Linked DNA regions of Homo sapiens: region 2 is linked to region 1. A link is a contact called in ENCODE Hi-C data. All regions are on one chromosome and are shown on one strand. The core of a region is the stretch at or near the end of the contact, and the rest is flanking DNA. Distances in the headings are between cores, read along the strand shown. Region 1 has its middle 59 kb from the start of TLR4. Region 2 overlaps MEGF9 (multiple EGF like domains 9).

What was found. Hi-C counts contacts between places; a loop is a spot of excess contacts on that map. Pooled maps may share reads with other maps.
Region 2: a loop to region 1 is called in a map of HCT116, with 18 times the contacts of the local background. The contact joins two enhancer-like sites. A Hi-C loop is called at or near these places in 2 of 168 maps with a recorded cell type or tissue (CD8-positive, alpha-beta T cell and HCT116) and 6 of 50 pooled maps.

What each region holds. Positions count from the first base shown.
Region 1 is chr9:117,642,340-117,647,560 of GRCh38, reverse strand. No RefSeq gene overlaps it. Among named protein-coding and RNA genes, the nearest start is that of TLR4, 59 kb to the left of the region's middle. Within about 2 kb of position 2,705, at least 10 of the 41 ENCODE cell types and tissues checked have a DNase peak (open chromatin) inside an H3K27ac peak, as active enhancers do.
Region 2 is chr9:120,617,542-120,622,538 of GRCh38, reverse strand. All of the region lies in intron 3 of MEGF9 (multiple EGF like domains 9), which reads left to right. Among named protein-coding and RNA genes, the nearest start is that of CDK5RAP2, 40 kb to the right of the region's middle. Within about 2 kb of position 2,623, at least 3 of the 41 ENCODE cell types and tissues checked have a DNase peak (open chromatin) inside an H3K27ac peak, as active enhancers do.

The DNA of each region.
Region 1 (5,221 bases), core at 1,456-3,955:
GGCAGGAGAATCGCTTGAACCTGGGGAGGTGGAGGGTGCAGTGAACCGAGATTGCACCACTGCACTCCAGTCTGGGTGACAAGGCAAAGTGAGACTCCGTCTCAAAAAAGAAATAAAAAAATAAAAAAATAAAATAAGAGGTCTCGGAATGGATGGTTCATGTAGACGGTATGTGGCATAATAACAACCAGCATGTGTGGAATCCATACTAAACACTTTACATCATTTCATTTCATTTAATTTCATCTCATTTAATCTTCTCAAAAGGCAGGCACATTTATCCTCATTGTATAGTTGAAAAAACTAAAGTTTGAAAAAGTCATGTCTTATGTCCACAGCTTTTGATCTAGTAAGAGTGAAGTCAGAACTTGAAAGAAGGTCTGTTTCCAAATGACTTCCCTGCTCTTGGTCTGCTTCCTGGGGCATCTGTGGGCATTTTGTACCCATCCTACCTTACCCTCGTTGAATGTGTGCCACCTCATTTAGACTTGGTCTGTACATCTGCAGAAAGAGGATGCGTTAGGCTGCTGCTGCTTGGATGTAGTGAGGGGAATGCTGGCCCAAGTTCAGTCTGGCTGAATCACAGTTGCCTCATTGACAAAATGGGGAAAATAATTACTATCTCACAGGGCAGTTGAAATAATTCAATTTCATAATGCCTATGCCATTGTTTTACAAACTCTAACAGCTAACACCAAAGTAAATTATTGTTTTTATCATGATTTTTGTTATGTTCATCTATGCCAAGCTCATAAAGATTATGGGATTAGAAGAGCCAATTACAACAGCCCACCCAGCGTCTATGGAAGGGCCCCAACTTTAAAGGCAGTCAATATATCCATTTTTTCCAGAACATGAAAGAAACGTTGAATAGCTATTTATTGTCTTCCAGCTATAATTGATTATGGGATGAGAGTTGTTTTGTCGATCTTCCATTACAGTGCTTGAATAAAAGGTTAGTAAATAATAATGATAACAGAGAAAAACAACACATTCTTTCTCAAATCCCACCCACGCTGCCTCTCTGACTTGTGTATATTTGAAAATGGTCTTTACAAATATCAATTCTGGAAAAAAATTTACGTTGCATTATAAATATAAAAATAAAACCAAATCAAAATTATTATCTTGGCATCCTGGGGACCCTCCCTGGTGTGGATGAGGGGGCAGAAAAGAGGGAGTGGGAAAGAATGAAGGGAGGAGGACAAAGACCATGCCCGGAATTCCCATGCCAGCGGAACACTTGAACAGCCTGTTTTTCTGCCCTTTAAAATTAAAAACACAAATCAATCTCACTCAAATTCTAAAAGCAGAAAGGAATGGGGGATTTGACTGGTAATGTTTAGAAATAAATGATTTCTGGAAATGTATTGTGACTTAAAAATTGAGAAGTTCTGTCTTTGTAGAATGAAAAGAGAGAGAAGCTACAATTTCCACACGCAAACAAACACCCCATCTCATCAACTCCACCCATTTCCAGCTCCTGGACATTTGTCTTTATTTGTTTCCTCCTCTTCTGAAGCAGGATTTCTCCTGGACAGCAGCCTCCTCAACGTGGGGGCTTATCTATTTATCATCCCTCTCTTCCAACATTGCTTCCCCCACCACCCCCAGCCACACAGACAGCAGGGATTCTTCCATCATTCTTTTCTTCCTTTTCTTGGGGGCACTGTATAGTCTGACCCTAGGCCCTCTTTCTCTCCCACAAAGCTTTTATTTGAAAGCAACAGAAAAGAGGATGGAAACTGAGGGTAATAGAGATTGAAAGAGAGGAGACAGGAGTGGCTGCCAAGACAGAAAGAACAAGACAGGCACAGACAGCATGCAGGGGTGGACTGAAAAGTGAGAAGTCAGGGAAGAACATGGGTTAAATAATCGATTTCAAAACTCACTCTTTGCCAGAGATTTTAATCAAATCATTTCCTTAACCCCAGGAATCTTCTGGGAATTCATTCCCTCTTTCTCTGTCTCTGTCTCTCTCTCTCTCTCTCTCTCACTCTCTTCCTCTTTCTCTATCCCAGACTCTACACAGAGCCAAAAATGCCCTTAGCTATGGCCTGTGCCAGCACCACCACATGTATCTCTATTCCCTCCACTACACATAGGTGCAATCGCACAACCACACACCATTACACACACACACACACACACAAAACCACCCCCCACGCCATATACTCAAGAGATGAGAAAAACCAAGCAAGTGGCCTGAGCAAGGCAAGCCCAGATCAAAGGGTTTTGGACTAGTGTCCTTTCCCTCTCCGTATACTGTCTGAGGGGTACTGTAATTAAGAAACAATTTATTCCTTTTCCCAACACATTGGATAACTACCTCTCATTTTACTCAACCAAAGTGGCAACAAGGCACCACAGGCACAACCCTGACAGAGAAGGAAAGCATTCAGGGAAACTGGGAGGTGGGGTATTATAAGCCTTCTTATTTTTTTAAATGGGTACTATTCAAAAGGGCTGCTTTCTTCACTGGCTACAGGTTATGTAACATCTAAATTATTTCCGGAGTTTCTGAACAGACCAGAGGTTCAGAATAATGGCACCCGCCTCTCCAGATCTGAGGGCTGCTGTCTTCTCCCAGAAGCCCCTCCAAGCCGCTCTGACCCCTGGTCTGGGGCACCCTTCTTCCTTCCCGGCATTTTTTACAAACACAACCTTCAAAATTAGTTCAGAGGCTTTGCGACCCTTTTGTGGCCCTGCACCGCCATCATGTGGCCAGAGCTAACACTGCATCCATGCACACTTACGTGAAAACCAATGAAACCTTAAATGGGAAGTGGCGTAAGATCAGGATTAACCTCCAGCAGATCCTAAGTGGGGTACTTTCCTGTCTTTGCTGCTGGTATATGCTGCAAACTATATTTGGAGGCCTTTTACACTTATGTTCCTCCGCTAGCCCCTTTTCATGGAATGCCTCTTCCCTCGTGTACTCTAAGTTCTAAAATGTAAGAAACTTGCTCATAGGACCAAACACAATTAATCTCTGACCTTCAAACACGTTTCATTTTATTTATTGTGATCGTAGCACTTACCAAAATTCTAAACTGTATGCAAATTAAATGTGTGTGGATTTCTCTCCCCTACCAGGAAGTGAACTGGCAGATGGCAGAGACTGTTTTTTTCACACCTCACAAATAGTAACGAGTCTTTAAAAAGTATATATTGAATGGAGAAAATACAGCAAATAAATGACTCACTAATTTCTTAGCTACCCTGCTTAACTTGCCCTGATGACCTCTTCCTTCCTCTTTTCTGCACAGTGTTGGGCACTGTGCAGCATATAGGTAAGAAACCCTGGAGTAGGAATCAGAATTAGGTTACACCCATGGGAGCTGCGTACCCTTGAGTCAGTCACTTTTTCCTCTAGGAGCCTTAGTTTTCTCAACTATATAAAGAGAGGATTGAATTAAACAAATCACTAAGGTCCATTCAGGTAGATGACGAGGTAAGCCTAAACAAAACTGACTTTTACTAGAGGAATTTTGACTCTGCTTTAAGAGACAAGATGCACTATAGTTATATTCTTTTTCCACTTATTCCAAGGTAATAATACACAGTATTAGGTACCCAATAAATATCTGGAAAATAACAGATGAGAACAGAAAAAAAAGTCAATAAGAAAACAAATTGACCACAGAGCAGTTGTGAACGACAAATGGCACACAACTCCATTCGTAATTCACATTCAGACTTTTTATGTCCTGACATAAGCATGCTGCAAAAAGACGTATCAAAGGCTACTAAGGTTAAACATAGGCTGTTCTGGACTTTTCAGAGAATGTTTCTTAGAGGCAAATCACATTAACAGCCAAACAAATCTGGCTCTAGATAAAGGAGAGGATGTTGTTTGAGATGCAAGAAGGACAGCATAGTGCAGGTGTTACAAAGCAGATAGGAACAGTAAACAACAAATTGTGGCAATATTAGCCACGAATTCTTCACCTGGTTTCAGAAGAAGCCGCTATCAAGTTGTAATCTAAATGAGTATCACCTGAAAAATCACCATGCTCCTATAACCGGAAACCCAAGCGGAACACTTCTGTTCCTCATATTGTATTTCACTGATAGACACAGTCCAGCCCAACTGCTTATTTTCACAGACAGCACAGAAAGGAAGAAAGTCCACCTTGTGTTTCTGGAGACCTCTTCCTATGCCTCGCAGTGGGTCAGGCATGTTATATCTGCTTAACAAGTTGTTCGGTACAATGTCCTATGAACACTCTCTCTTCTACAAATATTAACAGATTTAGTACCTAGTACTGAGAGGTGACAGAGTGCTGGCAGTCCTCACAGCCCTTGCTCGCTCTCGGCGCCTCCTCTGCCTGGGCTCCCACTTTGGCGGCACTTGAGGAGCCCTTCGGCCCGCCGCTGCACTGTGGAAGCCCTTTTCTGGGCTGGCCAAGGCTGGAGCCGGCTCCCTCAGCTTGCGAGGAGATGTGGAGGGAGAGGCGCGGGCGGGAACCGGGGCTGGGCGCGGTGCTTGCGGGCCAGCGTGAATTCCGGGTAGGCGTGGGCTCGGCGTACCCCGCACTCGGAGCGGCCGGCCGGCCCCGCCGGCCCGGGCAGTGAGGGGCTTAGCACCTGGGCCAGCAGCTGCTGTGCTCAATTTCTCGCCAGGCCTTAGCCACCTTCCCGCGGGGCAGGGCTCCGGACCTGCAGCCGGCCATGTCTGAGCCTCCTCCCCCCCGCCCCTCCGTGGGCTCCTGTGCGGCCCAAGCCTCCCTGACGAGCGCCACCCCCTGCTCCAAGGCGCCCACTCCCATCGACCACCCAAGGGCTGAGGAGTGCGGGCGCAAGTCGCGGGACTGGCAGACAGCTCCACCTGCAGCCCCGGTGCGGGATCCACTGGGTGAAGCCAGCTGGGCTTCTGAGATTGGTGGGGACGTAGAGAACCTTTACGTCTAGCTAAGGGAGTGTAAATAAACCAATCGGCACTCTGTATCTAGCTCAAGGTTTGTAAACACACCAATCAGCACCCTGTGTCTAGCTCAGGGTTTGTGAATGCACCAATCCACACTCTGTATCTAGCTACTCTGATGGGGACTTGGAGAACCTTTGTTTCCACACTCTGCATCTAGCTAATCTGGTGAGGAGGTGGAGAACCTTTGTGTCTAGCTCAGGGATTGTAAATGCACCAATCAGTGCCCTGTCAAAACAGACCACTGGGCTCTACTAAACAGCAGGATGTGGGTGGGGCCAGATAAGAGAATAA
Region 2 (4,997 bases), core at 1,374-3,873, 3.0 Mb before region 1:
TTCTTCTGAAATAGTTTGGAAGGGCCTTTATCTTCTAAGTAGGATGTACTAGATCACAGCAAGCCAAACTCCTGCTACAACAAACTTGAAAAAGTACGTAAATTAAAAAAAAAAAAAAAAAGTCATATACCTATGGAGGCAAGGAGAACTATAGGAACTAAAATTCCAGAAAGGTTGGAACTCTTCCTAGGTAAACTGATGATCACCAGCCATTGTCTTTCCAGGGGACATTTGCTGATTCTGAGCATAGGCAAAGAATGAGCTAGACCCAAGCAAAGGAATTCTTTAGGAAAGAGATACAAGAAATGTTTTTGGCAGTCATTTGAGGCTTGCATGATGGTTGGAAACAAGAGGATCCCCAAACACAAGGCCAGCTTTCCCACAGGATATTAGCCGACTATGCAAAAGATGGAAGGCTGGGCCAGAAAGGTAGAAAAAAATCTCTTTCTCTTTCAGTCTTGTGCTGAGGAGACAAAATCCCTTTAGAAAGAGAGGGCCTGCTATGACATTCAATTATCTCCCCCTCAAGATGTCTTCAGACTCTGAGGGTGCATGCAGTGGGACCTAAGCTCAAATTACCAAAGGCCAATACAAATCTCTCACAGTCTTTTAGGGCTAAGGAGACACAGGCTTGCTAGGCTCTGACCAAGAAATAGTAAGGAACCAGAAGTTGATTAACTCATACTAAAATTACAGTCCACCCTCAAGCCGCCTCACCTTCTGATTGGATTGAAGTAATTCTCTCATTATATCTGCCTAACAGATGAAAGGGGAGCCCTCTCTGGTTCTTTTATATACTGTGTCCGGCATACAATAAAAAATACTGGACAATGCAAAGACAGAAAAATGTGACCAATACCAAAGAGAAAAAAAATGAGCAATGGAAGCAGACCTTTAGGTGATCTAGGTGTTAGAGTCAACTTAGAAAGACTTGACTAAAGTTAGTATTTTCATACAATAAAGGGAAAATCAGACAAAATAGGTGAAGAGAGGCAAAATGTCAATAGAAATTGGAATCTCTAAAATATCAAATGAACAAACTGGAACTGAAAAATACAACATGTGAATTAATAACTCATTGCATTAATCTAACAGTAGATTGTACACAGTGAAGACAAAGTTAGAAGACTTGAATACAGTACAATTAAAAATATCCAAACTGAAGCATTTCGAGAAAATATAATGGAAAGAACAGAGCAGGGAAGATGTGGGACACAGCCAAAAGGTTTAGCATAAATGTAATTGGAGATCTAAAAAGAGAGGAAAGTGATACTGGATCCCAGTAATATCTGAAGAGAAAATGGCCATGAATTTTCCAAATGGATTAAAGGTGTCAACCGACAGATTCAGAAAGTTCAGCAAACCCTAAGCAATATAAAACAAAGAAAACCACATTTAGGCAAACTTAGTCAAACCATTAAAAACTAAAGCCAATTAACTTCTGATCTTAGTTTTCCTAAATGTAAGAATTAAGTATCCTTCCTTGGAAACATTTTTTTTCCCAAACAAACAAGCAAAAAAAATCAGGACACACTAGTCTGACAAGTACAAGTGTTTTTATGAGAACAGGGTGGCAAAATACTTGAAGTCAAAAGTACCCTGGAAAAATCGGTTGAAAGTTTTATTCTTCATTCAAATACTCTATAGTAAAACAAATTGATTTAGAAGAAATTGTTTTTTTTTTCTTTTATGCGATCTTGTCTCTGCCTATTTGCCAGTTTTATCTTGTGGCGTTCTTTTTCTTTACATCTGTGATCCAGTCAGACTGGCTTTTATTTCTAAAACAAGGCATGTTCCCTGGTCCCAGGGTTCTCATATATGATCTTTCCTCTGCCAAGAATGGTTTTTCTAATCCACCTCTACCTCCATCCTTGACCCCTCTGCCTTATTAAATCACATTCTTCCCTCGAGTCGTCAATTAAAGGCCACTTCATTAGAAAGCATTTCCTGATGCTCTAGGCTTAATGGTAATTTCCTTATTATATGCTCTCACATATACTTGTATTTTTTCATAGCACTTTTCACAGTTTGTAATTGTATATTTATTTGTGATTCTGAGTCACATATGGCTCACTCATGAGGGCAAGAACTTTTTTTTTTCACCATTGTATACACAATCTCTAGCATGGAGCTTTAGCATATAGTAACTACTCACTAAATTTTTATCAAATAAATGAACAAATGAATGGAAAGGCGTACAGAGGAAAGATTATTTTCAATACTGAGTAACAACAGGAATACTTCATTATACTGAGTCGATTAAAATTACTCCCTAGATCTTTTACAGTACCGAAAAGCAGTCTACATTGCTGATTCTCAGTTTTAATTTTTCTTAAGGCAACGAGGCCACTGTCTTTACTGTCATGTAAGTGCTGACCTGTCCTTTCTCTGGAGATAATTTAAGGCAAAATAATTCTTTTCATGGTTATGGTTTCTAAAAGCAGCTAGTAGTGAGAGAAATAAATGGGTTCTTTGTTTGGAATTATAATAAAAGTGGAATCCAACGTGAAGGAGTGCAAATACTGTATTTAAAATTACAAGCTTTATATAAAACCACTCTCGTCAAGTGACTTTATTTTCAACAGTGCTGTGATAAGGTTGCCCTCTGGTGGCCACTTACTGTGTTTTCACAGTCCTATTTTCACCCCCTCTACTGTTTTGCTATACCTTGTGTTTTAGATTGAAGTAGATTTTCAAAGTACTCTTTTTTTGTGGTAAGATATATTTGGATAAACATTTTGGAAAGCAATTTGACAGTAAGTATTAGAAATCTTAAAAATTGTTCTTTGATCTGGTAGTTCTATTTCCAGGAATCTATTCTAAGGAAAGAATTCTAAATTCTTAAGAAGGTTATATTCAGAGATGCTCACCAAAATGGTAGTTACAATTTTAAAAAGTTAGGCAACCCAATTTCTCACAATAGGGTATTAAGTAAATACTGTTATCTAGGCAGTATATTATTAAAAACACAGAAAACCAAATGTTGACCTTACCTTGAGCAAGTTGCTTAATCTGTTTCTTCATCTATAAATTTGATATAATAGCAGTAACTGCCTAGTGGGTTGTCGTGAAGATTAAATGCAATACACTTGTACAGCCTTTATATAGTGCCTGGTCCATCACAAGTAATCAGTAAATGGTAACTGTTACTATGTTCTCGATAAAATGTTTTGTTTTGTTTTGTTTTTTCTGAAACAGAGTTTCACCCTTGTTGCCCAGGCTGGAGTATGGTGGCGCGATCTCGGCTCACTGCAACCTCCACCTCCTGGGTTCAAGCGATTCTCCTGCCTCAGCCTCCCAAGTAGCTGGGATTACAGGCGCCCACCACCACGCCCGGCTAATTTTTTGTATTTTTAGTAGAGACGGGGTTTTGCCATGTTGGGCAGGCTGGTCTCGAACTCCTGACCTCAGGTGATCCGCCTGCCTCGGCCTCCTAAAGTGGTGGGATTACAGATGTGAGCCACTGTGCCTGGCTGATAAAATGTTTTAAAGAATGATATATAGCAATATGAGAAAGTGAAAGAAGCAAGGTATAAAATAACTTATGCCATATAATTAGACTAGTTAAAAAACAAAAGCCAAACCCCTGTAAATGAGGAAAGATTACAAAGAGAAGTACTAAAAATCTTTTTTTTTTTTTTGAGACCGAGTCTTGCTCTGTCACCAGGCTGGAGTACATGGCACGATCTCGGCTCACTGCAACCTCTGGCTCCCGGGTTCAAGCGATTCTTCTGCTTCAGCCTCCCAAGTAGCTGGGATTACAGGCGCCCACCATCACACGCCCAGCTAATTTTTGTATTTTTAGTAGACACGGGGTTTCACCATGGTGGCCAGGCTGATCTTGAACTCCTGACATTAGGTGATCCACCCATCTCGGCCTCCCAAAGTCCTGGGATTACAGACTTGAGCCACGGAGCCCAGCCTAAAAATCTTAATGAGAGATTTCCTAGGATGATTTTTTACCCCTTTCTACTCCTGTATTTTTCTAGATTTTCTTTATTAAGCACGTTTCCCTTAAAATGGAAGTGGGGGGATATTATTTTTAAAACTGGAACTTCATGTTCATATAATATACTTCCTTTGAAAATCCAGTGTACCTTTATGTATTCATAGTGTCCCATGATGAGTAACTTGACCTGAGCAGCTTGACTGAGTTGACCAATCCTCTACTCCCCAATGATACTTACTTCAGAGTATCATGCTTTCCTAGTTTTTGTGCTACCTAACCAGCTTTTCCTTCTTATTTGTTCTACTACATCTTCCTCAGTTCAGCTCCAAGCACTGGAGTGCCTCAGGGCTCAGAGCTTGTCAAGTTTGTCTTTGCCATTTAAACTTTCTCCCTAAGTGGTCTCATTCAGTCCCCTGGATTTAATTTGTATTTGTTTGTTTGTTTTAGCTCATTTTCCCCCTTAACCCTGGATTTAATTTAAATGCCATCTATATATGTGCTTATTATCAGATTTGCATTTCTCCGTTGATCTCCACACTCAAATATCCAACTGTCAAATATCCACTTGTTTTAATTGGCATTATATACCTAACACATCCAAAACAACTTTTTTTTCAACTTATAAGTTAAGCCTGCTCTATTCATTTCACCAAGTTACTCAGTCCCAAAGCCTAGTAGTCATTTTTGATTTTGCTCCTTTTTATTACTGCAAATATCCAGCTCATCAGTATATTCCATCAGCCCTATCTTCAAAACATACCCTGAATCTGACCACTGTTCATGACTTTTATTGCATCATCCTTGCCCAAGCCACTGTCATCTCTTTGAACTACTTTGGCACAGTCTCATCTGGCCTTTCAGCCTCCTCTCTTCTCTCCCTATTCTCTGATCCCCACCCCACCACAGTTAGTCTCCACATAACAACCAGAGCAATCTTTTTAAAATGTAAAACCAGATCATGTCATTTTCATGCTTAAGCCCTCCAATGGCTTCTCATCCCTTTTGGAATAAATAAAATTCAAACATCTCTCTATGGCCTATCTGGTTT